Linked DNA regions of Mus musculus: region 1 is linked to region 2. Evidence: chromatin loops called from intact Hi-C (ENCODE). Cell type or tissue: heart. All regions are shown on one strand. Links, peaks and the distances in the headings refer to the core of each region. The heading gives the core; the rest is flanking DNA.

Region 1 (15,317 bases), core at 4,048-12,047, 110 kb before region 2:
CGCTGCCTGCTTCTGCCTGGCGACTAACTCAGAGACTTGAGAAAGCGCAGAGTGGGGGAGAGTGTGGCTGCTCAGAGCGTTCTGAGGAGGCTTCATGGAACTAACAGGCTTCTCTCTTAGATGCTGGTTCTCATGCATCCTAATGCTGCAGCCCTTTCATACAATTCTTCATGCTGACCCTCAGCCATAAAATCCGTTTCCTTGCTGCATCACAACCGTGCTTTTGTTGCTACCATGGACTATATCTGATGTGAATATCTGATATGTAGCATAGCTGGTGTGCAACCCCAGGGAGAGGGGCATTTGGCCCACAAGGGGGTCACAACCCACAGGCTAAGAACCTCTGCTCTAAGATGTTTCCCCCGAGAACTCCTGCAGCAAAGCAGCAATGAAGGAAACACCTTCAGTGTTCTACTGTCCAAGCAGGCCTGCTGAACCCAGAGAAAGGGTTGTAGTCACTCTGTGTGGCGCCCTGCAGGCGGTTGGCCTGCCTCTCTCTATTTTTAGGTCTCACTACGGGTCAGTCTCAACCAGTTTGAAAGGCACAAACATGAAGAGAGGCCTGCAGACTAGGAACCAAAGTGCTAGAGGCCTCCCTGCCCCATTGCCTTAGGTCTACCTTACCTCTCTATTACTCAACTTCTACAAGGAAAGAAGCCCAGAATTTTAAGAAAGTACAAAAATTGGGATAGCCTGAGTACCTGGGGAAATTATATGAACAGAAATGGTCACAGCCGAAGAACTGTTCACCTCTTATGCTCGCACCGTCCTCCTCCCAGACAGAAGTGATGCAGCACATCTGTAATCCTGGTGCTGTGGAGGTTGAAGCAGGAGCCTTGCAGGAATCTGAGGCCACCCAGGGCTCCAGAAATATGTCTGGAGACAAATCTATAGATGTAGTTATGATAAATGTAATACCATATACAATGTGCTATTCACTATTCTATCTGTATAGCTATGATATATGTAATATCATATAGAGAGTATAACATTACCACATTGTATTACAGTCACTGCTTTACAATTATCTCCCCGGTGGTGCACAAACCAGTGAATGTATCAACTCCCTGTAAAGAGTTACCTAAATATAAAAGGTGATTTGTTAAATCACCTTACAGCCACAAAGACACATTCATTGGCAGTCTATGGAGAGACTTGGGTCCCCTTACAAATTAAAAGGGGGCGGGTGAGCACTGTTGGGCTAATGCACTGAATATGCAACTGGGAAAACCAGCCTTCTGTCCTAGAACCTAAAATCTAGTCGTCCCCCCCAGCAGATAACATCATCGGTATTTTAAAGTCATATTTAGACTCTGAGAGGTGAGGTGACACTTTCCCTCTGTTCTCAGAGTCTTCTTGGAGGTATCTTTCTTTCTTCAGAGGACTTGTGAGATTAACCCTTCCCTACCAGGGAAAAAGGAACTCCTATACAGAGGCACGCGTGTGTGTATGCACACACACACACACACACACACACACACACACACACACACACGGGCGCACACGGGCACACATGCCCGCACATGCCCACATTGCCAAGGCTTTGATGAGAACACCAATGCAAAGCATTCTTAACTGTTTTGTAGATTCTGCTTCATAAGCTACTCGCTTCTAGCATGGAGTCCTGTAGAATAGGGATAAACTACACTTGGTAAGTCACCAAAACAGGTGAGTGAGAGGTGCATCCAGGGCTGGAACATGGCGGGCAGAGGGTGGATGCCTGCCTGTCAGGCCCTCACTTCCCTCCCCAGCATCTCAAAGGAAAAGCATCGGCCCACCTAGTGGGTTTCTTTCTTAGCCTCTCAGGTCGAGGCACACACCCTGGGCAGATATCAGTCCCTCAGGTCAGGGCACACACCCTGGGCAGAGCACAGTCCTTCAGGCCATCAGAAAGGCTCCCTTGATTTGAATCATATCTGGGATCCAGAAATAGCCACAATCACCTGTCCTGAAGAACAGTCAGACAAGGCAGGAACCTTCTGATCCCAACGGAAGCACAGTCCTCTGGGGAGGATTTCTGTGGAAAACAAGGCATAAAATCTTCTAAAGCCACACAGTGGGTGCTTGTAGTTTAGGGCTTAAAATAGTGAGGACATGTGGCTAAGTGCTTTGTTCTACCTCACGCCCTACAGGGAGTGACTTAAAAATTAAAAGGCACAGGGCCGAGGAGATGGCTCAGTGGTTAAAACACGCCTGGGCACAAGGACCTGAATTCAGATCCCAATTGCCCAGGAGGCATGTGCACACAAACCTGTAACTCCAGAGGGAGGAGTACAGAGCTCAGCGACCATCCTGTCTTGCTCAAAACGGTGAGCTCCAGATTCAATGAGAGCCATCAATGAAAAAGTAGGGCGCAATGGAGGGAGTCTTAATGTGGACCCTGCACCTGGGTAGGGCACACACAGCAGAGAGAGACAAACAGAGACATACCACAGGTACCATGTACACATGGGGAGGGGAGGAGGAAGATACAGAGGCAGCCAAGGAGGCAGCAAAGATAACAATGACTCCAGCCATCACCTACTGATGAAACTGTCTCTGAACGACTGAGGCTGGCCACCTTTAATTGAAAGCAGGCACTCACCAATGATTGAGTTATAAACAAGAGGGGGCTTTGAGCTCACTTTGTGTGTTATTGGCTTCAGGGGGTATTAGGTAAGACTCAATGTCGAGACATCCAAAGAAGGCAGTCTGGGTTCTGTTCCTCGTCTGACAGGTGTACCTTTGCCAGTTCTAGATTCCCCACAGGTGACCCTCTCCCATGTCTAACCTGTTTCATGTCAGCCTTGGCTTGGTTTGCTCGGTAGATAATGAAGGTGATCACCCTTACCTTTGCACTGTTGAACTAGCACTGGCGCGCCTATATGGCGTCACAAAAGCTAAATGGGTAGGTAACTGAGCCTCAGATCAACTCAGGGCTAACTGCCTACCGTACATCTCACTGGCTTGTCCAAAAACCACTCTCTTTTGTCATGCTTTCCTGTGTCTGCCATCAGCTCCCATGCTTAAATATATATATGTAATTAAATTAAAACCTATTTGCATTTGTTTTGTGTGTGTAAATGTTTTGCCTGCCTGTGTGTCTATGCACTATGTGTATGCATGCCTGGTGCCCGAGGAGGCCAGAAGAGAGTGTTGGACTCCCCTGGAAATGGAAGTTAGAAGTGGTTATAAGGTTTTATATCAGGGTGCTAGGAATCAAACCCCAGTCCTCTGAGAAGTTTGTCAGTGCTGTTAAACCACTGAACCATCTCTCCAACCCTAAGGTCCCACTTTCTCTCTCTTCTTCCCCCATCTCTTGTGTACCCCTACACACACTCTCAGACTGGTAAACGGAGAAACGTCTGTGACTCGGCTCGTGTGCACTTAGACTTCACATGAATGAGCAGAGCGCACAGACTCCAGAGCACACTGTCTGGCTGATCGTGGGACCTCTGACACATTCCATATCTCCTCCGAGGACACATCCTCTTCATTTGCAGAGGCACCAATAATAGCATTAGAACACTATAAGGTCATTGGAAGCATTAGTGAAGTCATACTTGAGAAGCCCTCAGGATGGAACCTGGTACTCTAATCCTAACTGTGTGGCTGTTAGCTATTGCTACAACTTTAATGCTGACAAGGGGCATTTGGTGGCATCAAAGGATAACTAGTCCCCACAGGCAAGAGTATGGTGCAGAAATGGCAAGAGACTCAAGTTTAAGGCAGAGGATAGGCAGGAAGTGTCATCGGAAGAATGATTAGGCGCAGCATTTAGCAGGAAGAAACGGGGGTGTGTGTGCGGGGGAAGAGGTAAAGAAAAACCCAAAGGTGAGCCCAAGAGAAAGGAAGGCAGGAGAAAGAAACAAGGCTTGTGGTGGCAGTAGCTGGCCATTAAAGCCGCTATGTGAGCAATAGCCAAGTATGATAACATACACATTTAATTACAGCACTCTGGAAGCTGAGGCAGGCCAGTATCTTGAGTTCAAGGCCAGCTTTGTCTACACAGGGAGTCGCAGGCCCTGCCAAGGCTACACAGTGAGACCCCCATCTTTAAAATAATAATTTAAAAAACCCACCCGCAGTGTATATAAAAATAAAGATAAAATGGGCAAAAGAGCAATTTACACCTTGAGCTGGAATCAGAAGTATAAGAGATTACAGAAATGCTGACTATAGAATTAATAGTTTCGGTAAGACAGGTGGAGGGGGGTGAGGGGGCAGGGGTGCCAGGGAGGAGAAAATGTTATGAGGGAAGGCTGAAGGGCTACATCCAGAGCCTTTTCAGAGTGCTGAGTTTATAAGTTCACCTCTGGCCCTCCCCTTGAGCCTCATGGTTCCCCCTCAACTCCCCACCATCCCCATTTGGCTTCAGTTAAAAGCTGGCCCCAGTTAGCCCAGGAGTTCCTCTGACCAGATGTTGGCCCGAGACCCTCTGTATACTGACAAGGCCAAGATGCAGTGACCCAGGCTTATATATTCCTATCCCATAATTTTAAAAGGGGGATTGACCCTAAAGTATGTTTGGAGACCACGAACTTTCAGAAATCCAGTAGACAGAGGGCTGTTATTGCTGCTATTTTTTATTTTATTCACCTTAGCCTGCTGCTACCTAACCTGGCCAGTTAAGAACTGGAGGAAGCCAGGATGCTTTACTGTACTAATAAACTGTTGAGAGCTCTAACTTGCCTCAGAATCAGAAAGATAACCACTTAGAGACAAGAGAGGGAGTAAGGGCTTAGAATAAAAATCCAAATCTGCATTTAAAAAAAATCACTTTCACTGTTATCATTAATTAATCGCCTGCTGCAAAACAAGCCCTGTCGTCCTACTCGAGGAACCAGGGAGGGTGCTGGAAAGGAACTCATCCCGGCAGCTCCGCCCAGGACTTGGGCTCCAGCGCCGCGCGGCTAGGCGGGGAGGAGGCTCCCGGCACGTGACCCGCTCCAGCCGCCCTGGCCCGCGACCCAGATCCGTCCCCGGAACCCAAGCGCCGCTGCCCTGGCCCTGCTGCGCTCCAGTGCGCGTGCATTTGGGGCCCAGGTTCCTTCTCGGTTCTCGTGCCGCTGGCGATAGCGAATGTCCGAGAGTGAACGTGATTGTCAATTCTGAGAAATTAGTGTAGGAGCAACCTGGGGTCTCCCTGCCCACGGGGATGGAATTCAGATTCTTATTTAGCTTGAGTTGTGGGGACACTGAGCACCTGGGGACGGCTGTCCCCAGCTGTGTGGACCGAGCTCCCGAGGACACGGGGCGCGCGCACGGCATCCCTGCGCGCTGATGTGGCAGCCGCCGCAGGTCGCATCACGTTGCCGGCCCTGTGCTGGTACCCGCTGGAGACAGGATTAAGGAGGGAGGCCGCGGAGGTGCCAGTAGTAAACGTGGGCTCGCCACACTCTCGGCGTGGCTTATCGCACGAGGGAGACGGGAGGCAGCACAGTGTCTCGCAGGCTGGGGCGGGCAGGACCCGGACTGCGTGGCTTTCCCGCAACAGTCCTTGCGTGCCTCCTGCCCTGTGCCACCCTTCCCCCTCCCTGCTCTCCCCCGGGAGCACCCGAGGCCCCAAACGTCATCTGCCTCTGTGTGATTAGTGTCACCGCAATTCCGGCTGCTGCGGGAAGTTTAGGTGGCCCGGGGACACTGTTGCCAGAACCACTTGGTATGCGACATTCTGAATCAGTGTCTACATTTTCACTGATCTTAAATCCGGGAAGCAAATTGCAAGTCACCCCCTTTTCAGGGTAGGTCTCCAGCCTGACCTAAAGGGTGTCTTTCTACCCGACCCTTCTTTCACCCCTGGCCAGTAAACAATGAGCAAAATCTCCGAATTTTCCTTCCCCGCTCAAGTTTAGCCACCACGAATTCGCGTTCTTTCTCTGGCCCAAACCAACAGCAATTGGTGGGAAAGCCAAAGGCCACGTCCTCGGTTCTGCACCGAGATGCTGGACGAGCCGGGGGAGCCCCTCGTCCCGCCCCGCCCCCGCGCCCTGCAGCGCCTCGGGGAAGACGAACGGCTCGCCGGGTGGCCGCTCCTTCCAGGTGGCCCCAATCAGGTGTCCCCGCCCCCTCCCGGCCCCTCCTCCCCGCCCCCCTCCGGGCTGGACCGCGGATGGTACGTTCCGCACGTGAGCTGGGTGCTGGTCTGGCCGGCGACGCGCGTGCCCTGTGGCCAAACACTGCCCGGAGTGAGAGCAAACTACCAGCGCAGTGCGTGTGTGCGCGCGGGTGTGCGCGCGCGGGTGTGCGAGAGGGCGAGCGAGCGAGCACGGGGCGGAGGGGCGGCCAACTGCTTCACACTTTCAATACTGCACTGAAGAGGGAGAGCGAGACAGCCTGGAGACGCACACATCCCCCCAAAATCTCTCCAGGCGACCGTCCCACAGATTACAGGACAGAAACCTCCAAATCGAAACGGACAGCCATTGAACATGGACGAAGGAATCCCTCATTTGCAAGAGAGACAGTTACTGGAACATAGGGATTTTATAGGGTAAGGTGTACGCACCGTTGCGAATATCTGTCTAGGCGTCGGTTTGGCTTTTTTTTTTTTAATCCCCTGCACAAAGTGATATGGAGCGGGTGAGGGCAGAGCCCCTCCCGGAATGGGGGCCTGATGCTGATTTCTGTTTTTGCAGACTGGACTATTCCTCTTTGTATATGTGTAAACCCAAAAGGAGCTTGAAGCGAGACGATACCAAGGTAAGTCTTAAGTTTCCCATAACCTGCCTGGATAGTTAATTAGGGCCATTGATTTCGCAAGGAAACTCTGCCCGCAAATATATTCCAGCCCTGAGCTTTCCTAACTGTGAATTTTAAGTGGCTTGCTGGATACTCCGGGGGATATTCAACACCGCACCTGAATTTAAATTGCATTTTAGAAGTCTAGAGGAGAGAGTTCTGGGCATTAGTTCATTACATAGTGTGTTTGGGGGTTGGGGTGGGAGGGTTCTATCCAGTAAGTGAATGAATGTTTAGCTCACTGCTGTATCTTTTCTCTGGCTCGTGTATGAAGGATACCTACAAGTTACCGCACAGATTAATAGAAAAGAAGAGACGAGACCGAATTAATGAATGCATTGCTCAGCTGAAAGATTTACTGCCCGAACATCTGAAATTGACAGTAAGATGCACATTTTCATTCTCCTGATGGACTCCGGGGTGTATTTACCTGATAAAATTCCCAGAGATAGGATAATAAATGTAAATATTAAGAGGCCTGCCTTCTAACTTGTGCTGTAACTAAGAGTTTCCCAGAGACTCAGAACAGGGGCTCCGGGCTAATGGCAGAGATCATTGACGACCTGACTGTGGGGAGCTGAGCAGCGCTTCCTTCCCAGTGGTGTGTGTGTGTGTGTGTGTGTGTGTGTGTGCCTGTCTTAAGTTGCTGGGCTGCGTGGAAATAAAAATGCGTGTTTTAAAGTAACCCCTGTCCCCCTTTGTCGCACCACTGCAGACACTGGGGCATTTGGAGAAAGCAGTAGTCTTGGAATTAACTTTAAAGCACTTGAAAGCGCTAACAGCCTTAACTGAGCAGCAGCATCAGAAGATAATTGCTTTACAGAATGGTAAGTGGGTCTGAGGAAGCCAGCCTGCCCTGATACAAAAGGGGGTAACGCTGGGGGCGCAACGCTAGGACTCCCCCGCTGCGTCCTCTCCTGGTGAACGTCGCCTCTTTCCCTTTGGTGGCAAGTACCCAGAGCATCCCAAAGGCTTCCCGCAGAGCTGGAGGAGCCCCGTTTTTATTTAAAGTGGCGGCTGCACCTCTTCAGTTGGGTTTTTCAGCCAGGAAGAGAGCGCCTCACCGCGCCACCCCCTCCTCTCTCGGCAGTCTGCGGATTATATCGCTGGAATGCCCAGGAAAAGCCGAGCTCACTGTAGGCAGCGCAGGGCCCACGTGATGAGCAGATGTCTTAACGCCGCGGTTTTTCTTCTCGCCTCCCTCCCCCGTGCACCCTAGGGGAGCGCTCTCTGAAATCGCCGGTCCAGGCCGACTTGGATGCGTTCCACTCGGGGTTTCAAACCTGCGCCAAAGAAGTCTTGCAATACCTCGCGCGCTTTGAGAGCTGGACACCCAGGGAGCCGCGCTGCGCACAGCTCGTCAGCCACCTGCATGCCGTGGCCACCCAGCTCCTGACGCCACAGGTGCCCTCCGGCAGGGGCTCTGGGCGCGCGCCCTGCAGCGCGGGGGCTGCGGCCGCCTCGGGTCCCGAGCGCGTCGCCCGCTGCGTGCCGGTCATCCAGCGGACTCAGCCCGGCACGGAGCCGGAACACGACACGGACACCGACAGCGGCTACGGAGGCGAGGCGGAGCAGGGCCGCGCGGCCGTCAAGCAGGAGCCACCCGGGGACTCGTCGCCTGCGCCCAAGAGGCCGAAGCTGGAGGCGCGCGGCGCGCTCCTGGGCCCGGAGCCCGCGCTGCTCGGCTCGCTCGTGGCGCTTGGCGGGGGCGCGCCCTTCGCGCAGCCCGCTGCCGCGCCCTTCTGCCTGCCCTTCTATCTGCTGTCGCCGTCCGCCGCCGCCTACGTACAGCCCTGGCTAGACAAGAGCGGCCTGGACAAGTATCTGTACCCCGCGGCGGCCGCGCCCTTCCCGCTGCTGTATCCCGGCATCCCAGCAGCGGCCGCCGCTGCTGCTGCCGCCGCTTTCCCTTGCTTGTCGTCCGTGCTGTCGCCACCCCCGGAGAAGGCCGGCGCGACCGCCGGTGCCCCGTTCCTGGCGCACGAGGTGGCGCCCCCGGGGCCGCTGCGCCCCCAGCACGCGCATAGCCGCACCCACCTGCCGCGCGCTGTGAACCCGGAGAGCTCTCAGGAAGATGCCACGCAGCCGGCCAAGGACGCCCCCTGAACCCAGCATTCCTTCCAGAACAGGGCAGGGGGCTCCCGAGGAGTCGCCGGGTTTCCAAGTTCAAACGTCCTCTAAAGCGTGCCAGGGAGGAAGAGTAAGCGATGCTCGACAGGCTTAGGACAAAAACAGGTGTTTTGTGTATGTTTGGAGTTCCTGTTTTGTCCGTCTCACCCTTTTGCCACCCCACCCAGTACCCTTTCACACCCCCTCCCCCGTCCCTGCTGTCAAGGAGCCTCCCTGATAAATGGTTATCTTCTATTACTCTCCTTACCTTTAGTTCTCGTTCACTCTTTCCAAATACAGACTCTGGTTCAGGAGTCTGTTGGGTGGGAGAGCCATGTGGAATGACTTAAGAGTGCCTGGTACCAGGGCTCGACCCAAGCCTGGAACAGTAGATGTGTCTCCCAACTGTCCCCTTAGGAGGTGGTCCATTACCTGAGAGTCTCTGAGAGTTACTTTTACATGGCAGTATTTTGTATTGTTCATCTTTTTTGGAAGGTACCTATTTTCAAAGAAGTGAGAATGCTTGTTGCCCGGTTATGAGGTGGCTGGAGTGTGTCTATACCTTGCACCTGTTGGGAGAAATTGAGAGTTGGGCCATCTTGAGGCACTGTGGTGGGAGCTGGAAGAGGGAGGTTGGAGCCTTGGCGCCTTTGCTCGCACTTTATTGACAAATTGACCTCAAACCCTTTGTTTCATGTCTCAGCTCACACATATATGTCATAGGTTATATATTTGTGTTTCTGATCCCTCATTATTTTATCCATCATGGTCCCAAATTTTTGTAACATTACTTTTTTTTTTTTTTTTTTTTTTTTTTTTTTTTTTTTTTTGGAGAAGGACATGGATGTTAAAGTGCTCTGGGCTGGGAAAAGAAAAGTCCAAACAGATTGATTGTTGAATTCTTAGATGACAGAAGTGGAGAGAGGGGCTTGCAGTCCCTTGTGATGGGAAGTGCTGTGAACATAGAGAAGGCCTTGCCAGGCCTCTCAAGGCTGTATGTATTTTTCGGGAGACCAAAACCAGATACCAGAAGAAAGTTTTTCAAAATCAGGCATAAACCAAGACCTTGTCTAGATATTTTTAGTTTGTTGCCAAGGTAGCACTGAGAAATCTCACTTGAATGTTACATAAGGGGTGAGACACAATAGTGAAGAAAGTTACCTGGGGCTGTGAGTGTTCGGGTCGTTTGCTGCTGCTGTTGCTACTGTTTGCCTCAAACGCTGTGTTTAAACAACGTTAAAACTTCTTAGCCTACCAAGGCGGCTGTATGTACATAGCTGTTGATACTCCCAATTAATGATGTCTGACATGCTATTTTTGTAGGGAGAAGATACCTGCTAATGATATTTTTAGTTAAAATATCTTTTGGGGCGGACTTGGTGAAATGTTTGCACTTTGGTTACATGCTTTTACTGCTTGGTGCAAGCTTACGCTGTCTTAAATTATTAAACAAATAAAAATATTATCTGCAAGAAAAACCAGCTGGTTTAGACAAGTTTAGTATGTAAAGATAAGCTAGAAACTATCTTTATATTCTAGTATTTTCAGCACTCCATATTACCTAAATATTGCCACACTATTTTGTGATTTAAAAGTTCTTACTAAGGAATAAAATGTTTATATATGATATGCGATGGTCTAATAATTAAACGATACTGGGTACCCAATGAGTTTTCAGAGACTGCTGTGTACAAGGACCTGAGCTCATCTGCGTACTTGGACGCTTTCCGTTTGGTTTTGGTTTTAATATATTTAATCACTGGTTTCTCCAGGGAGACTCCTGGTTTGGGCCTTGGGTCCCCACTTCTCCCAGTCTATCTTAATGAAAACCACAGAAGGAATAGTCTAGCACTCGCTGGAAGGTCGTTCATTGTAGACCCAGTTTGCTAATGTTTTTTTATGATTTACCTGGTTTGGGTCTGTGACCCCAGATACCCTCTCTTGTGTGGTCTGCTGTTTCTCTTCTGCCCAGGTCTGAAACACACTAGGGGGAGAGATGTTTCATTCATGCAAATATTTTGCCTTCTTAACTTTTACAAAGTAGCCCTGGTATTGGGAGTTTGCCTTGGAGTTCAGGAAACAATTTTAGGCTTTTCTCAAGCTTAAGATCATACCTGTGCTTGGAGACAAAGGGCTGTCCACTTTCTTTGGGTAGTGGTGTTGAACCCCTGACTTAAGGTGTATGAGTGACAGTTTCTAAGAAACTGTAAGGGAAGCACTCCCTCTGCTGACTGTGACAAGCTGACTGTGACAAGGCATGGTAAACCGGAAGCCACAGCTCATACATCTGCTAGGTCAGTCCCCTGAACTCTGTAAGGGAAGAAAGTCAGGCAAGGTCACAGAGGCACTGGCCAGAGCATGACTAGGCCCAGCATCTCCCTCTACTTGAGGACTTCAGCTTTCTGGGCCAAGGATGCTGGTTTTGATGGGCTAAAGCTCCTGAAACTGAACAAACCAACCACGGGGGCAAAGGAAACAAAATTCAGCTAATGCTGTCAGCTAGAGGCTCTGTAGAGCCTTGATAATGTCAGTCACGAGAAAGATGGCTTGCCCTAAATTTAAAATTACATAAAAAAACAGCATTTTAAGTATTGTGAGCTACATCTTGTTGCCATTATTGTCACGACTGAAAAGAAGATGCAACAGTTGACATTTGCATGGTTTTGTAACATGTAATAGAAGCTTTCTTTTTTACTTTGGCCAGGTTTATAGGTTGCTTATTCAGTCTGAAGTTATAAATAGTAACATGATAAAATTACGAAGTTAGGGCAGAAAATAAAAATAGTAGTTTCCGTATTACATCTCATGTGATCTCGTGTGTTTCTAGGGATGGTACTCAGGACTTTGGACAATCTGGGCCAGAGTGCTACCACTGGCCTGGGCCCTCAGCCTCTGGAAGCTATTATTTGAGTCAGTGGTTGATTTTAATGAATTAACAGCTGAGTCAGAACCCACTAAGGAGGTAGAAGATTTGAAACATCAGCTGAACTTAGTACATCATGTGATCTTCCAACTTAACAACTACGAATCTTTATTCAATAATGCAGTTAGTATTCATTAATTTTGCATCGATAGACTTAGGGAACTTTGTGTTGAATTTATAAATGTTCTTACTAACCAGCTAAAATTTACATTTTCAAGGTGTTGGAAACCACAGCTGTGAAACTCTACCTGGCATTCTAGTCCCATGGTTGTGGAAGTCCTTTGACTTCACGCTGTTACTGGCTTAAGAGACCAAGAGATTTGCGATTCCTAGCCTGTGGTGAGTGACCTTAGCCTGGTGACCATAGCCTGGTGACCTTAGCCTGGTCCTTTTCTGTCACTGGTCAGTCAAGTGTTTGTCCTCTCCATAGGAGGTGACTGCTTGAGACCTTGGGAAGACAGGGCTGGACAAGCAGACCTTAAAGGCTTTTTATTTCAGGATGAGCAGAGTGATTTAAGACTCCTTATGTGAAGATATAAGCCTCCTCATGTGAAAGAGGCATTTTTTTTTTGTCTCAGCAAGCACATCTCTTACTAAAAACTCTTTTCTTCATCTGTTGACCCTTTATTCCAATATATTAAGTCCCTCTACCAACTATTCTCTTGTTAATTTAAGCAAGTTCTAAATAGATTTATAATATGCTCACTCCTACCTCAAGTGCCAGCTTTTCATGAGTGAATTTGGTGGAGAATTGAGAGAAAAATCTCATTTTCTAGGGACGGGGGATTGCACTGCAAATGTGCTAGTCTCAGAGTTCCGTGTCTGCCTTAAAATCATATTTCTGGTACGATTGGAACAAACTCTAAACAAATACAAAACTGTACTTTAAAAAGAGTTGGTATTTTAAAACTCTGAGTCTTGAGACACTCCCGTAAACAGCAGACGCTTCTAAGTTAATGTATTATTTTTCTTTTCTTTTCTTTGGAAAAAAATAGTGGAACGCACACTAAAGTTTATTGTATCTATCCTGTGGGATGTTCTAGGAGCTACCCTATGCATATGCAATGTTTCTAACGATCTAGGGATGGGAGCATCAATGTAACACGATGTGTTTTTGTGTGTGCAGTGTTTGCACTTGGGCCGGCCCATCCGGAGCAGTTGTGTCAGATGATTTATACTGAGTCGGTTTCACAATGAAGCGCTGGCTGGCCTGGAACTCCTCTATCGACCACATGCCTCTCTCTCTCCTGAGTGTTGAGATGAGAGGCGCCACCACACCTGGCTACATCTGTTTTTTCAGGGTTTCAGCCTTTCCCTAGCCAGTCTGCTAACTGTCACTTCTCAGTGGTCAGAGAGAGGCCTCCAACACATACCTGGTTTGGTGCCTGTTTACTGTGGGCACGGACAGAACCACACCCATTTTCACACGTGTCTAAAATGGGAGAAAATAGGTTCAGACAGAGGCCCCAAAGGCCCTGCTGTAAGCAAATCATGTATGCTTACATTCTCAGGGATGGTTTCTTCCACAAGCTATCTCTATTTTCTAAAACTTCTAGATTCTCAGCAGAGTTCCCCATCAGATTATTTGATATCTACAAGTGCTTTCCATTATTATGTAAAAATAAAAGCCGGGTGCTAATGGTTTCGGAGGATAGCAGTAAGAATAACATTCTCTTGAACTAAGACATTGGCTGGTTGCTTCTTTCTTTCAGGTCAGTGAGACCAGGGTGTTAGTGTTAAAGACTGGTGGAGCATTTCCATTCATGGGTGATCCTGGACCCTTTTTCTGGGTTGTAACACCTACCTGATGGGTACAGGTCCAGCAAGAACATTCTGGAAGCTGTCTGGGTGGGTTGCACTCGTGTATTCAGACACACCCATGGCAGAGGCTCTATGAAGGAGCTTCAGATCCACTGCACATAATCTTTTTCCTTTTGAGCCTATAGGTTCAAGCCAGTATGTGAAGGTGACCATGCATATATTTTGCTTTTACAGAAGAGGCTGTGGAAAGTGCGGGATTATGAAATATTAAACCTTGGGACCTCAGTGTCATAGGGGTTATAGAATGATACTAAAATGACACAGTGACGTGACATAAGAGGTGACTGCAGTGGCCTGTGAGATGCTCAGACTCTCTGGTCAGCAGCGTTTGCTGACCTCTGTGTGAGTGGGGCAGGCTTCGAGGAGTAGCTGGGGTTTTGCAGAGTGGATAAGAGTTCATGAAAAGACTTCTGGACCAGCCTGTCTCAAGCTACGCTTTCAGTTTCATGAGTAATATTAAACTTGAGGTCAGAGCGAGGATTTCCTAATTTCTCTTGTCTCTTGAGACCTTTGACTGCCCTGCTGGCTCTTAGCCTTGCCATCTCCTGTGGGAATGGACCCTAGACTGGAGCGGTCCTGACCCTTCCCACTGCAATGGGAGATGCAGTTGTATTGTTGTGTAATGATATTGTGGTAGAGAAGGGAGACTGCACCTCACCGTCCGGTCTGCCCTGCCTCCTGTGGGCATGTGTTCCAAGCAGACACAGCACAAACAAGCATACCCCATGGTGACTTCTGTCTCTTCTGTGAAGGTGACCAGTTCTCACTCAGTGACAGAAGAGAAGACAGGCATTCTAAGGACTACTTTTTCAAAAAAAAAAAAAAAAAAAAAAAAAAAACCAACCCATGAGATGGAACTCTTAAGAAATCAGTTCTGAAGTCCTTAACAGTCCTCCATTCTCTTGCCCCCTCACTTTGGAGGCACCCAGAAATGTGCGCCTGAGGGTTTTCGAATTTACACATGATCTGGCTCCTGTTTGTCCCCCTCTGCCCCTGCGGCCCTCACTCTGCTAAAGAGCTTTCTGACTAAAGGGATCCGGAACTAAACAATTTAGAACTGGGGAAAGGATTTGAGCCCGTGGGAAAGATAAGAAAGACTTGACTTTTTGTTTTCTCGCTGTGTGTGTGTGTGTGTGTGTGTGTGTGTGTGTATGCGCGCGTGTACGCAGTGCCCCCAGAGGGCCAGAAAAGGGCACTGGATCCCCTGGAGCTGGAGTTATGGGTGGTTGTGAGCCACCCAGCCTGAGGGTTGGGAACTGAACCCCGAGTTAAGAGCACATATACCATTTGTATACCGTTGTGTGGCTGCTTGTTTTTTTGATGTTTGTTATCTTGTTATTCTAATGTAGGCTGGATTCAAACTCCCATAAGACTAAAACTGCTGAACTACTTGGCTAAAATGTTAAACATGCCTACTCCTGTTACATACATCCCATCAGCATAATATGTCTGTCTGTCTGTCTGTCTTTGAGGTGATGAGGATTGAGCTCTGAGCCTGAGTTACCCTAGGCAAGCACTGGTCACTTACCAGCCCCCTGCAGTTTTTATATAGGGTATTTTGGGTGAACTTTAGCTGGGGTTTGATTTCCAGGCCCTTTCCATTCCAGGCCGATTTCCTTAGGAACAGACGTGGTCCTCATGCAGTCCCGTGGTAAAAATCTACCTCCCCGTGTGGCTACCCAGTGCCTCACAGGGCCCAACAGTAGTAGCTCTGCCTGAACCCCCCTCTCAGAGGCCTGAGTTG
Region 2 (15,317 bases), core at 2,641-10,640:
GCACCCCTACAAGGGACAAGCACAGCCGGGCGGTTTTAAGGCTACTGGGCAGAACCTTTTATTCGCACGAACAAACAGGGTGCCTTATTAGGCATCACTGCAAGACACCTTCATTTGGTCCTGCTCCAGCTGTTAGGTACACAGGATGGGTGAGATGTGGAAGGAAGATGAAGCAGGGAGGCAGGAGAGTCACCTGCCCATGCTAGGGCAGGACACCAGAGCCTACAGTAAGAGCAAGACCAGAGACAGGTAGGTCCTAGGTGACAACCTATAGAAATGATCCCTGACCGTTTTGACCACCGGGGCCAGCTGGTGAGGAGCTGCCCGCTTTGCTTTCTTTATCTGTCAGGCTCAGTGCACTGCCTGTCCTCAGCTGTGTGACAAGCAAGGGGACAGTGCTGCACTTCACCTGGCACCAGTCATATGAAGCTGTGCTCTCTACAAAGTACACCAGTGTTACTGGCGGAGAGGTAACATTAAATACGCTGGCTTATAAAGAATAAGTCCTGTGTACATCCCAGAGTTTGAGTTAACCCTGCAGGCACCCACGGAGCAGGGCTTTCTCCAGTCAGCAATGCGTGCAGGGTGACATCAGGTGAATGGTCACGGTCTGTGTGAGAGACGACAAATTTGGGCTGTGGGGAAAGGAGAAGGACCCTTATGCTGTGCATAAGGTAGTCAGAGCGGGGTGGCAGAGACAAGGAAGCAGGAACATGAGGCCCAGTATGCCATGGGCCCGGGTAGGAACTAAGGAAGAAGTGGCCACGTGCATCCTGAAGGCCGGCCATGTGGCTGGGCAGGCGGGATCTGGAGCTCTGGAGGAGCAGATGAGGAAGGACAGCCATGTTTCAATGTCAGAGCAAAAGCAATGTAGAGCAGAGGTTGTCCCTCTTGGGTTAAACTTCAGAACTGGGTAAGTTCTGTACTTCTCAGGAATGCAAACGCAAAGAGAAAGGCTCATGACGAGGCATCTTGAGAGGAGCTCAGAGAGCCCACGGGCAACCTACTGCCTACAAAGAGAAGAGGCTAAAACACTCAGAAACATGTAGAAAGACTCCCTCCTTGACCACCCACCTCCCCCACTAGTCCACAGCAACAGGTACTCTCTGCATTTTCTCTGCTATATCTCCAACATGGAAGGTGTGTGGTTTGTTTAGATAAGCGAACAAATGCGGGGAGGACGGCAACTAGGAAGAATGTGTTGAAGCTTGTTTGTTAAGAACAGGACTCAATCAAGTGTAGTCCTGGCTGGTCTGAAACGTGCCAGGTAGATGGGCTGGCCTCAAACTCACAGAGATCCACCTGCCTCTGGACTACAGGTGGGCAGCACAGTGCCAGCTAAGAGCTATTTTAAGACAAAGACAGGTCAGACTGTGAATGTTGCCAAAAGTTGGCCCCATTTGGGCTGACAACGCCTTCACAGGTCTTGGCGTGGAGCCTCTTAACAGCCGAGCCATCTCCTTACCCTGCCCTGGGATTCCAACTGAAGTGCACACTTTCTCTAGCATCTGCCTTGAGCTCAGTAAAATACAACAGAGGAAAGGAAAGATAAAGCTAGAAAAAAAGAAAAAAGAAAAGAAAGGCATGGATTTAGGATGGAAGACAGAGGTTGCAGACTCTGACTGACAAGCAATAACAGATCTGTGACCTGCTGTGACTGCATCATTGTAACAACAGCATCTCACTGCTGAACCGCATCCTAAGTCAAATCAAATACAACATAAAAGAAGCTTTGAGAAGGAAAGGTTTCCATATGGTCACAGTAAAGAGACCAAAAGTGTTATTAAACATGCCCCAAACATATAATCAAGAACGGGATTCAGCTTCCATTCAGCTAAGAATAGCCACTGACTAACAGACAACTGACTTCAGAGATGGGGCAAGGGAGAATTTATCAGACAAAAGCACTCTAATAAACAATGTGAGAACAACTGAATTTCTATATGTAGAAAATAAGCCTGGACTCATAATGCACAGTTGTATAAAAATTAACTCAAGACAGATCATGGGTGTAAATCTAAAACCTGGTGCTATAACACTTTTAGAAGAAAACATAGGGACATACAGTTATGAGTTTAGGTTAACAAGTAAGTCTTGAGTACCACATTATAGAAGTACCACCAATATAAGGAAAAAAAAAGAAAAAAACCTCATAGGTTAGATTTCATGGAAATGTAAAACTCGTAGAAAGTCCCCACACAGTCAACGGCAGGCCTTGGACTGAGACACTTTGGCAGAAAATCTATTTGATGAGTGACTGCACCCCAATACACAAAACCTCTCAAAATTCGATCTTAAAACCCAGAAAGAATATGAACAGGGCTAGAGAGATGGCTCAGCAGTTAAGAATACTTTCTACTCTCACAAAAGAGCAGGGTTCAATTCCCAGCACCCGTATGGTGTCTCGAAACCATCTGTAACTCCAGTCTCAGAGGACCCAACACCCTCTTCTGGCCTCAGAGGACACCAGGCATGTGTATGCTGCACAGACACACGAGCCAGCAAAACATCGATACAAATAAAATCAAATAAAAGTGAATTTAGAGATGTTCAACATCAATCATTAGACATGTGTCAATGAAATGCACCAATGGACACCCAAACGCTTTCTAAAAAGAGACTGATTATACCAAGTGCAGCAGCAAGGCAGGAGTGTGTTACATACAGCAGAGAAGGTGCAATGGTGGTGCACACTTGCTTACAAACACCCTCCCCCAGCCCCTTCCCCCAACTCTGGAGGTGGAGGGAGGCAAGAAGGCCAGTTTAAGGCCAGGCAAACACTGCAAAGAAGCAAAACAAATGTAAAATGGTAGAGTGTGCTCAGAAAACATTTTGGCATTTTCTTTAAAAGCTAAGCTCACAAGCAAAGGCAATAGCCCAGAAGTCTATCAGCAGATTAGCAAGTTGAGATACATTTGAACAGCAGGCATGCATATGGAATGTTTTTTTGTTTGTTTTTAAGAACTGCCCTTGGTGTCCCAGGCTGCCTTGGAACTCAAAAGCAAGGGAAGATGACCTTGAATTTCTAATCATCCTGCTTCTACAATGCTGGAGACTAAGTCAGGCTCTTGTATATAAAGGCCAGAAGCACTCTACTACCTTGCTACCCCCGCCCCCGGCCCCACTGCTTCAAATACCAACACGAGTGAGAAAAATAAATACCAACATGAGTAAGACAGCACAGCAAGGATCCCACTCAGTTCACATCCTAGAAAAGGCAGGCTTCTACCGGACAGAGAGCAGAGGGGAGTTTGAAGGAGGGGAGGCTGGGAAGAGGATGCACTATCAGAGAGACACGTGGGGAGGAGGACGATGGATAGGCTGTGTGCTGGCGGTGACAAGGACTTCACATACCTGAACCAAAGCCTGTAAAACTGTAGTCACGCACGCACAGCTTACTTCACTGCAGTTTTATCTGAGTAAAGTATAAGGCTGGCAAGACAGCTCAGCCAGCCCAGCTCACTACCAAGTCTGTGGACCTACTGAGGAGGAGAACGAGGACTCGCACAAATGTCCTCTCATCTCCACATGTGCGATTCACACATTTACACAAAGCAGTCAATAGTAATATTTAAAATAAGTAAATACATGTAAGAAAAGTCACCACACACATCAAAATAAGGAAGCTAAAATACAAAACAGACCCTAATACATCCAGTAATACAATCTCTTGCCTAAATGGCTGAGTTTTAACTCAGAGTCTGACACTATGCCTAACCTATTCCACAATGGTATTTCTACAACAGAGCTGCATATATTATAAATCTATTCAACTATAGTAAGAATATTATTTATATTCTTATATAAATAAAAATAAATTCTTAGCCGAGCATGGTGGTGCACGCCTTTAATCCCAGCACTCGGGAAGCAGAGGCAGGCGGATTTCTGAGTTCGGAGCCAGCCTGGTCTACAAAGTGAGTTTCAGGCCAGCCAAGGGCTATACAGAGAAACACTGTCTCAGAAAAAAAACAAAATAAATAAATAAATAAATAAATTCTTACTTTACTTTGCTGACTAATGTCTACCCAGTAAGAGTATAGAATATATATTTATATTTGAAAAGATCATTTCACTTTAACTGATTTTCCAATAATAAAATTACTACACTTAATGATAAATTTGATATAGCACTCAGAAGCCAGTGATAATCATCAAGAAAGACAATGCATATGTCTACATGAATAAAATATGGAAGAAAGTGATTTTAACTTCCCTCTTGTTATAACCTACATGTGTGTATATATATATGTGTGTGTATATGTACATATATGTATATGTATGTATGTATATATATATATATATATATACATATATATATATATACATACATATGTAAAAACTGAATGCTTACTGAAAGTAAGCTACAATGCATAAAATCCGGACAGCTCTAAAATTAATTATGTTGAACTTGATGATAAAAACCTGAATGTATAAAACATACAAACAATTAAAACCAACCTGCATCTGACATTTGGGCTGGAAATAAAAGGTAATAAATGGTACTGGTGCCAAGACACTCCAGGCAACTGTCCAAGTTCTAGGTAGCCAGTGGGCATATACACCTAAGAGACCAAAAAATTACAAGGGTACCCAACCACAATAATGTCTACAGTGGTGATACAAATGTCCTGGGGCCCAGAGATCCTGCACAAAGCAAGTCACATGCCAGATGCCTTCCTAAAACCATTCCTATTCTTTCACTCAGGAAAGTCTGAGGCCTTATAGAAGGTACAGTTCTATCTTCAGTGGGAAGAAGAGCGAAGAAGGGGACCAGATTCTCTGAATAAAATGAAGGCATGAAGACCTAAGCAGCCTTTTCCTGACCATGTCCTGGTCAACCATGCCCTCCTCTTGGGCCAGCGTGGGGCTGGGCATGCCGCAGGAGCTCAGAGGATCTGTAATCTCGTTCACCATCCCAGCACAGAGGGGGACCTAGAGGCCGTGTGCAGAGGACTCCCTTCGGAAGACAGCAGTAGATCCAAAGTCCTTGGTGCATTCCCTGACCAACAAAAAAGAAGCTGGGTCACATGTGCTCCAAGGGGGAGGAGATACTGAAGGAAACACACTGACTTAAGAAAAAGTCAGGAGACAATGCTGAAGATTGTAAGAACAGAGAGCACCTGCAGCTTGAGCAGCAGAGGCATCGCTGAGCCATGAGACACTGAGTCAGGATTTTATGTGGGGCAACCACACTACAGAAACAGCCAACACTGCTTTACACTTGCTTGGCTATGGAAGGTCATGCCTACTTCTGCTAAAAAAGACTTTAGTGAGAAAGGAAAAAGAACTTCCCCACCTCTAGGTGGCTCCTGTTGCTCCTCTCTAGAGTTGGCTCAGATGGCACTTGGTGATGAAAATCACACTCGGCGGGACACCACTGGGCATCCTTAGACCCTTCCCTCCTTGGCCTGTGGCAGCTTCCCCAACCTCCTTGGGCATCTGGCACTGAGCAGTCACACCATCTGTCTGGCCCACAACCACGTGACACTGCAAAACATCAGGCACAGCAGAATTCATATTTCCATTCTGTAATCCTGTTCTAATAAGACACAGTTGGTTTAATGCTGTATGTAGTTAGGAAAGCAGAATGTGTACCATAGAGTATCACAAGAGCAACACTAGTTAAAAGTGTCTCATTAGCATGCGTTTTCCACAGACCAAAAATGCATTGTTTTTACCTGATACTTAAAGGCTGTTCCAGATCATCCACAAAATTAGAACACAGAAGGGCTAGTTTGGCTTTTCTGACACAAAACACAAATATCACAGAGCATAAATGTCCTGGGTGTGCCGATCGGTGCCTGAGTGCTTTAATCCCAGCACTCAGTAGGCAGAAGCAGGCAGATCTCTGTGAGTTTGAAGACAGACTGCTCTATGCAGTTTCAAACGAGGGTATACATGAAAAGTGGATACTACACCACTTTCTCTACTGAGCACAGCTACGTACACTAGGACCTGGAGAGTAAAGCAGGCACTACTGCCCACAAGGGATGGAGAAAACAATAAAATACAGTATAATTATAAATTTTGACAGATTAAGAATGACTGTCATTGTGGAAGAAGTAAGATGGGTCTAACGGATGTGAAAACAGTGGACAGAGAAGACTTCCATAAGGAAGCATACTGGAGCTAGTCCTCAAAAGATGAGGAATTACTCAGGAGCTGGGAAAATGGCCCTGAGGCCAGGCTGCTGGGGAACTGACCTGTATTCTGGGAGATGTGGGTGAGGGGCTGGGGCCTCAAGAAACAGCACAAGAAGGCCTGCTGAGGATTCTATACCATACTCCAAGGATTCTTGGGAATCTTGAAGGCCTGAAGAAGAAATGGCTTTCTTTTTCAGGCTATTGTCAAGAAAACAAGCAGGAAGGGGCAAAGGAGACCGGCAAACTTAAGAGAGGTCAGAGTGGCTTGAACTAAAGGACAACATGGCAGAGCCTGAAAATCAAACAGGTTTGAGAGCTACTTTGCTGGAAAGATAGCCAGTACTTTGTGGTCAACTGTTTCTGAGAGCTGATGGACAGAAGAGAGTGCAGAGTAAGCAAGACACTTTGTTTGGATAGATGCGTTCGGAAAAGGCAAGGAAGAGTTTGCAAGTCTGGATGGCACAGACAAAGTTCCGGAGAAATGGGAGATGCTGCCATTGTAGACGAAGATGTGCCAGGCACGCCTGAGGTGCCTGTCCATCATAGCTTTCCTGATAACAGTAGTATCCCCATCTTAAAGGCAGTGAATTTAGATCACAAAGCTAGAGAAACGGGGACCATTCTTGGCTCCCTGGATGCTGACAAGTCTGGCTAGCTGCTAGGAGGCATCCCTCCCAAGTCTATAGAACACTAGGAACTACTTCTACATTAGGATATTTAGGACTGAAACAAAGTAACAGCCAAGAAGAGCCAGTAGTTGATACATTGCTCTTTAATTCAAATCCTGTATTTATAATTTCTAATGTTTCCTATCCACACCTCAACCCTATTCCACCTCCACCTAGAATGAACTTGGCCAAGTTTTGAACACTTGCAAATTTTTCTGGGACTTCAACATTTTATAAATGGACAAAGCCGGACTGCCAAAATTAACTCCAACAAAAAGAGCAATGATACCCTGCAGTAAACAATAGTTTTACTCCCAAATTCTATGAAACAACAGAAAGTCCAATAAGAAACAGGAAACCTTTTCTTAAGAAATTAACCATTTCTCAGAAAGCAAGGCACTCAGGTCAAGCACTAACATATGCCACCAAATACAAAGGCTATAAAAGTGAGCACGGAGGATTAGGATTTTAAAAGTCATAAGCTTTAAAACTCTAAAGACAAAAATGCAAAGAAAAGCAACACAACAACCCTGTATGATGCTAAATCTACAATTTCCAAACAGCTCTAAAAAAAAAAAAAATGCAGAATTCAGGTAGTGTGACCCCAGGAATGGCATGGGCACCTTCGGAACTGAGTCTCTCCAGGACACTGACACTAACTGAAAACCTTTCCTATCTGCACAGTCAGCCCCGTGACTTGGCTCCCTCTAGGGGCTCTCTGCTGTCCCCCAAAGCTCCTGTAGCCCAGAAACAGGGCTTGATGGCAAAGATCTCAGTCCATTATGGCCAATTGAGCCCGGTACGGAAAGTACCATCTTGAGACTCTTCAAGGGAGGGGTGACTGATTGGGAGGATTTTTAGAAAAGATTTAATTACCTACACTGCAAATTACACTGTGTTGAATCTGATCCTCCAGTAGAAGAATCATCAAAGCGTGTCCAGTCTTCTTAAATGGAGTATTGGCCGTGTGTACTTTTGAGGTTTAGGGGTAGCTCCCCATGGAAATATATACGATCACAAGAACCATTAACATGACCACTAGAGGATAAAGCACAAACCACTTCCCAAACTGCTAGCGCAGTTGTCCGGAGCCCTGATTCCTGGGTTTATCAGCACCCCACCCCCACCCCCACCCTGCAGTGGGCTGACATTCCCGATTGCCTCCAGCAAAGAACAGGTTTTTGGGTTTAAAAAACAAAACAGGAAAGGTGCCGGTTTTCTGTGCCTCCAAGGTACGATCACAACCCCTGGCAACCACAGATTAAAGACTTTTAAAGAAGAAAGAAAAACTACCTACACCCCCACACACATACACATACACACACACACACACACACACATACACATCCCAAAACTGGGCAGAAACGCAGAGATCACCACATATTTAATATACTTCCCTGGGACAAAACGTGTCTCATGAAAAATGGCTGAGCACCAATCTACAGTTAGGTATCTAAGTGTTCGTCCCTGCTGTCAGCGGGTTGGAGGGATTTTTTTTTTTTTTCTCCTTAACGCAAGGCTTTGATGTGTTGGCAGAGCTGACCTGACAAGCTGGAGTAGGCTAGGAAACGTGTCCTGCATATTTCCTTCTGTGCCTCCAAAGATTAGGACCAGAACTGACTGCGATTAAACCCTACCTAGGATCCAAGGGCTTGAGCCCTTGATGCTGTTCGATGCTGGGAAAGTAGTGGTTCCGCAACCCCGGGCAGCTCGGCGATGCTGAAATGAGCAACCCAGCCCCTAGCTGGTCTCCGCCGCCCACCACCGGGCCGCAGCGGCCTCGCACGCCAAGCCCCCGACCCTTAAAGTTGAGCCTCCTATGATTGCCCTCTGCAAGTTTCCAGGGTGCAGGACGCAGCCAACTTTGCAAGCCGCCTCTGGGCGACTCGCTTCCCCGGAGGGGCTGGCCACCGGGGAGGCAGGGCGGCTACGGTTCAGACAAAATGCAGAAGCCTTCCAACCGCCACTTTTCCTTTTCCAGAGGGGAAGCTCTCCCTCCAGGCGAGCATCCGATTTCCATCTGGAGAGGGAGAGGGCCGACCGCGCATTCCCCTCGCCCACAAAAGTGGCCTCTAAAGTCGCTCGCCAAGGACACCGGGAAGGAGGCGACCCCGGGCAGGGCCAACTTTCGGGAGGCGAGGTGAGGGCGCGAGGGTGACAGCGGCGCCGCGGGGGGCGCGGGCCGGGAAAGTTGTACTTACTGCGCTCGCAGCCCGTCCTCGTAGTCCCGGTGCACGGCCCTCGGCGGAGGCCCGGCCCGCCCAGGCTGAGGCGGCGGCTGAGACGGCCGCGGCCGGCGGCGGCGGAGGGCGAGCGGCGGGCCGGGGCTGAGGAGGCCGGGCCGCAGGGCGGCGCGCGGAGGGCTGAGCCGGCAGAGAGACGCGCGGGGAGGGCGCACGCCGGCCTGGCCCGGCAGGGAGGGCGGTGCGCAGCGGCGCAGAGGAGGAAGGGCGGAGGAAGGAGGGCGGGACCGATAGGGCCGCGGAGCCCCGCACAGGGGCGGGATGAGGGCCGCCGCGAGAGCGAGCCAGCCGGGGAGGCCGCGCCGGGGCAGGGAGGACGAGGTCTGGGAAGTGTGGTGGGGGGCCGAGGAGGCGGGGCGGAGGGCCTGGGCGGGTGGGGCGGAGGCCGAGGAGGCGGGGCCAAGGGCCAGGGAGGGAGGGGCGGAGGGCCAAAGAGGCAGGGCGAACGGCCCGGGAGGGCGGAGCGGAGGCCTAGGAGGCGGAGCCAAGGGCCAGGGAGGGAGGGGCGGAGGGCCGAGGAGGCGGGGCCGAGGGCCGTGATTGCAGGTGGGCAAGGGAGAGCAGGGTGCAGAGCTGGAGAGAGCTGGATGCAGGGCTGAGAGGGGGGCGGGCCGAGGGCCAGGGAGGAGGGCCAAGAGCCAGAGGCTCCGCCCCTTTTCTGGTCGCGGCGCTGGAGAGAGGAGCAGTGTTATACCCCTCACCAGCTCGGGTTACAGCGGCGGCCCCGCCTGCAGACAAGGTTCGGGACAGCGCGGTGCGGCTTTGTGGGAGGCGCTGAGGCCGGTGGGCCGGAGCCTGGCTGAGGTTAAACATTTCCTCCAGTCGCTCGCAGGCTTGGGGTCGCCAGGCCAGTGAGACCTTGCAGCTGACCGCTCTGCGTCTGCTGACAGGAAAGAAGGGAGAAACGGCCCAGCCTTTCCAAGGACTGGTTTGAATGGCTTTTCCTGTAGAATAACTGTGAATTGATGTCCACCGCAGCAACCAGTGATGACCGTTGCAAGTGAGGAGAGATTAAAAAAAAAAAAAAATGAAGTGAATGAATCGAATGTAACAAAGGTTTTAAAAGAGTTGGGATCACTGGAAAGAGGATTGTCACAAGTTCGAGGTCAGTATATGTTACCCTAGCAACAAGCAGTATCAGACCTCAAAGAGTGAATCATATATTATTACACACACACACACACACAGAGAGAGAGAGAGAGAGAGAGAGAGAGAGAGAGAGAGAGAGAGAGGCAGGAATTTTGCCAGAAATTCAAGAACAGCCTGGGCTACATTCTTTGGTTCCAGGGCATCCTGGGCTACAGAATGGGACTGTCAAAAAAGAGAAAGAAGTCTAAGTCGAGCATTCTCCAAGGCATAGTTTGGATTGCTTTTCCTGAGTAGCTGTGATTCAGCAACAGCACCCCCACCTCCCTGAGCAGCAGGCCATGATAGAGGCAACAGACAACGAGGGGAAAAAAGGCAAATGAATCAGAGGTGAGTAACAAAAGTTTAGAAAGAACTGGGCTCAGATTCAAAAAATGCACCCACACACCTTTAAAAATAGCTTTTAATCAGCAAAGGACATCGGAACATTGACCTGGAAGTGCAAATTCATATGTTGTTTCACTATTTTTCTGTCATGCAGTGCCTGAAGTGGACAAAATTCAGTCTTTGGGCTAGAAATGCTCACACATGCCCGAAGCTCAGTAGTAGTTATTAATTTGGAAAGAGATGGTGTGGCATACAGTGGGAGAGAGGCTAGAATGCATTCCAGTTGTAAAATGTTCCCTTTATTGCCTAGGCACTTGCTTCTTATCATCAAAATAAGGATATGAAAAAGGACTTCCAGTTTCTCACTTCTGTTCGAGAGACTTTCTTGTTTAGACATTTGTTTCCTCCGGTTTTAACCTGTAGTTTCTCCCCAGCTCACTAGCTCCTTCACCAGTAAGTAGAAACAAAAAAGAGAATGCTAGCTAAGACTTAAATGCAAGGAAGCAACATTTGAAGAATTTGGTGAAAGGCTTTCTCTGGGAGTCAAAGGCACAATCCAAGGAAATAGGATTTCAGGGGAGTCCTCCTGTAACCCTAATAGGATCTTCTCAAAGGGGTTTTCTGGCCTTGAGGTAGACTAGCTCTAACATCTCCTCCCCCTGTCAGTCCTCTACTCAACCACTGAACAGGATCAGCCGCCTGCCTGATTGCCAAAGCCAGTGGAAAATCTTAATGCCCAGTTTGTGCCTTTTGCAGAATTTGCCAGTCTTGACCTATTCTTTTTATTTTTTTTAACTATAAACAAGTTAACAAGTTAACTTAACTGCGACCGTGCTCCTGTGACCAGAAGTAAATAGAATTTAGTGTATTATGAGTAGCCATGTAGAGAAGTCTTTCCTAAGATCCAGGTACCCAGTGAGGCATCTTATCCCCACACTAGAACACAGCCTTAGGGATAGCTTACAAAGTCAGATTTTTTTCCCAGTTCCAGATAAACAGAGAGAACCATTCCCTGCCTCAGCCCCATTTAGCCCCAGTTTTCCTCTCCTGTGTATAATACAGACTGCTTTAAGCTTTCTTAGCCAGGATTGTGTACCTGTTAGGATTTCCTGAGATGCCACCAAATGCCTTTGGGAGGATTGATAGACCTCCCATACTTCCCGTTTCTGATTCTATTCCTGGAAAGGCACCCAGCCAGACGGAGAGAACACTTGAAACTCTGTGACATAGTCTGATTGTAGAAAACAACTTGAGAGGAAGACTTCAGAAAATAGGCAACTGCGGATAGGGAATAGCAGCCAACAGGGAGAAGAACAGTGGGAAGAAGAGAGGGCTACCCATGGAGATCCATTTTCAAGTACTCAGTCATTCTGAAGGAAGGCAGGAAGGAAGGATAAGGGACACGGCTAACAAAGGAGCCCCAGAGTTTGCAGTCTGTAAAGCTTCACAATAGCTGAAAATCAATAATTCTGACACAATTAATATTGTGAATGTTGTTGACACAGGGTCCATATTTATCTTACACAACAACACTTTCAAGTAAAAATGTTAAAATGCCAATAAATCAGGCTTCAGGCATGGATCCGTATGACCTTGGACAGGCCCTCACTTTTCTCCCAGACTTTTTTGGGGACTCTCATGAGCAAAACTACCAACTTTTATTCACAGCAATCATAAGATAGCTCAACTTTCTACATTCCTGACATCCAGTGTGTGGCTAAATGTAAGCCTGTCAGGGTCACCTTAGGAACCTCATTGCCATCTCCTTTAAATTTCTTAGCAGCCCTTTGCCAATGAAAACTTCAGAGATTTGTACAATATCCTATTGTACAGACAATGAATTACAAATCTCCTTTGATCTGTCCACACCCATGCTGTCCCAAGTGTGCCTCACTGTTTTCCTGGATGCCCCTCTGTTGACCACCCCCTTCCTGTCTAAAATCTATGTCAAAATATGTTTTAATAAAAAAATTCCATTTCTGCTTTATATTAGCTTGTCCTGAAGTTCTTTCCTGTGTCAAAGTCAGGGTTCTGGCTTTACCTGAGTGAGTTCTCCAGTCTCTCCAGCTTTTGTTGGCTGGTAGTCTGAAACAATGGCCCTGCCTCCATCTCTGTGGACAGTTTCCTATTGCTACTATAGGAAACAGTCACAAACTTGATGGCTTAAAACAAGAAGAATGTATAATCTTACGGTCCTGAAGCTTAGAAATCTTAACAGGGTATGGTTCCTATCTTCCTTCTAAAGGCTGGAGCAGGAGACTTATACCCAGTTCTTAGAGAATGTTCATCTCTCTTGAGAAAGCCCTGGGAACTGTGGCTAGTGGAGTCATTTTGCCAAGTTTACATGGTACAAGCCTAAACAGCATTTCCCAAATTAGCCCACCAGAAAACACCAACCTGTAAGACAGGGTTCTAGGAAGTCACTTGTCCACACATTACTTCTCTGTTGATATGATAAACTACTCTGACCAAAAGGAACATAGGGGAGAAATGGGCTTATTTGACTTACACTTCCAAGTCACAGTCTATCACTGAGGGAAGTCAAGGGAGGAACTTTAGTGTGAAATTGAACGCAGGCACCATAGAGGAATGCTGCTTGCTGGCTCATTTACAGGCTTTCTGATACAGTACAGGACCACCTGCCAAGAGAGTGGTGCCACCCACAGTAGACTGAGCCTTCCTATATCAATTAACAATCAGCACAATGTCATCACAGATATGCACACAGTCCAATCTGATCTAGGCAATTCCTCAATCTAGTCGTCCCCCCCCCCCCCCCAGATAACACTAAGCTATGTCAAATTGGCAGTTAACCAAGACAGTCATCGAGGTGACACAGTTGTGAACCCATTCTAAACTGGCAGTCGTATTCATACACCCAAACAGGGGTATCAGTGGGTCAGAATCCACTACAGGCAAAGCCCTAGGAAATCCCTTTGTGAGGGACTCTAGGTAGCATTTGAGAAGTGAAACGTGTATGTAGCACTGTCAGGAATCAGTTATGTATTTGAATGTAACTTATGAAATTGTATGTAGCACTGTCAGGAGTCAGTTACCTAACTGAGTGTAACTTACAGGTTTCTTTCCTCCTTTCCCTCAACTTTTACTCCAAGGCAGAGTAAACTTCCAACTTTCCAACCTCAGATCATGGTTCATTCATATCCCTCAATCGTTTGCCTAAGGAACCCCAGGGTCCCCTGCCATCCTGAGCCTAGCTCCATCTTAAAGCCAGGATCCTGGTGTGTTCTTCCATCATCCCATGCTTCACTCAGACTGGGAGCTCAACCAGTAACAAATGAGTAAATGGTGATTTAAACCAAGTAACTAGTAACATCTCTTCCCTCTGCTCCTTTCTTTGCTCTTCCCCTAACATGTGAGATATACATTCTTTCAATTAGCAATTAAATAAGTCATGGTACCGAGATTACAAAATGAACACTATATAATGGCAAGCTTTCACGAACTCATATGCCATCTAAGGAAACACACTTTAAAAAGAGACTTGGGAACTGAAGATTGGGAGCTCAGCAGTTAAGAGAGTATATTACTCTTGCAGTGAGCCCAAATTCTGTTCCCAGCACCAACATTGGTGGACTTCGAAGTCTTAACTACAGATCTGCAAGATCTTCTGCCCTCTTCTGTCCTCCATGACATTGCACCCATGTGCACAGGCTCACACATATATACACATAATTAAAAATAAAATCTTTAAAACAATTTTTAAGGAAAGTGAGGCAGATGCTGGTGGCTGTCCATTTCATTCTCCTTTTTTACTTTCTATCTTGACAACCAAAACCTGGTTTTGTGCTTAACCAAGCCAGGTCAGTCAGTCAACCAACCAGGTCTCAAGGGAAGGAGTAAGGATTGAAAAGAAAAAGACAATTAGACAACACTATAACATGACTCCAGCCAGGGCTTAGGCTGAAGTGGGTTTATTTTTTTTTCCAGTCTGCTTTTATAACATTCTAAGTACATGCAGTTCTAGGTCAAGGAACAAACAAGGCAATAAACAAAGTCCTGTGGTACCCAGGGATTTATCAAGATGATCAAGATCTTGAGCCTACTTCCTTGTCCTAGCCCAAAGTCAAATTCTTGCCTGAGCTTACTTCTTTGTCCTAGCTCAATGTCAAATTCTTGCCAAGTATATAAAAGTGGCCCCAAGAGCTCTCCACATGTGCTTAGCTGAAATGTTTTCATTTTTATACCCTTCTTTAATAGGTGTGCCTCAGGCTTTGTTACAGCCCGAAGCATGGATGTGATAGCTGTGGCTACCCGACAGTCTTGTGGCACCATAGAGTCTCAAAGTCCTGCTAAAGAAGACAACAGAAGGATGAAAAGAAGAGCTGATCTAAGAACCCCAAACTACTTATCTCTGGGTGTATGTGAGAGAGAACTATCAGGTCTCTTATTATTAGCCAAGCTTCCAACAGATACAACAGCTAATTACAATGTGTTGGCATTAGGGGCATAAGAAGTACAGACAGTTTAAAGAAAGTTGGATTGTTATCTGGAAAGGGGAAGGTGGAAAGGGATTCCCAGAGGACATAACTGAAGAGCTGAGTAGTGTTCAACAGGCTGGCAAAAGGGGGCAAGGTCTTATGCTCTGTAAATGCTTGAGGTGAAGCTGAGGAGTCTGGGAAGATGGATGGTAGCTTAAAAGTTCCTGGTTTTGATTTAGAAGGACATTAAGCTTGATAAATTATGGAAAGCTTTGAAATCTGGAGCAGTGTTAATAATGCTCTGTATGGCTTCATGTAGCTTCAGTTGTGTTGCTAAATACTAAAGAGGGT

What was found. A loop is a pair of places that touch in the nucleus more often than their neighbours do. Peaks named below come from ENCODE experiments on the same cell type or tissue, not always from the same donor. Only the 100,000 strongest peaks of a DNase experiment are listed, where the experiment ranks them.
Region 1: it touches region 2 in a loop (3.0-fold over the local background); 2 of 42 quality-filtered maps call a loop at or near these places.

The regions. Positions count from the first base shown.
Region 1 is chr6:145,856,361-145,871,677 of GRCm38, reverse strand. Bhlhe41 (basic helix-loop-helix family, member e41) reads left to right here and starts at 6,258. Exons shown (of 5, transcript NM_024469.2): 1 at 6,258-6,472; 2 at 6,618-6,681; 3 at 6,995-7,102; 4 at 7,436-7,547; 5 at 7,940-13,435. The coding sequence starts at 6,411. The coding sequence ends at 8,826. RefSeq lists an enhancer at 14,632-15,317. In heart, for the core only: CTCF peaks have their summits at 7,617 and 11,061; DNase peaks (open chromatin) are centred at 4,937, 5,277, 6,057, 7,947 and 4 weaker places; H3K4me3 peaks cover 5,507 bases; H3K27ac peaks cover 5,511 bases; H3K27me3 peaks cover 365 bases.
Region 2 is chr6:145,740,662-145,755,978 of GRCm38, reverse strand. Rassf8 (Ras association (RalGDS/AF-6) domain family (N-terminal) member 8) reads right to left here and starts at 9,192. Exons shown (of 5, transcript NM_027760.3): 1 at 9,013-9,192. Gm15704 (a long non-coding RNA gene) reads left to right here and starts at 7,605. Exons shown (of 4, transcript XR_869590.3): 1 at 7,605-8,951; 2 at 9,945-10,159; 3 at 10,342-10,530; 4 at 14,746-14,852. In heart, for the core only: CTCF peaks have their summits at 5,314, 7,532 (motif pointing left) and 9,213; DNase peaks (open chromatin) are centred at 9,258 and 9,678; H3K4me3 peaks cover 3,594 bases; H3K27ac peaks cover 3,724 bases.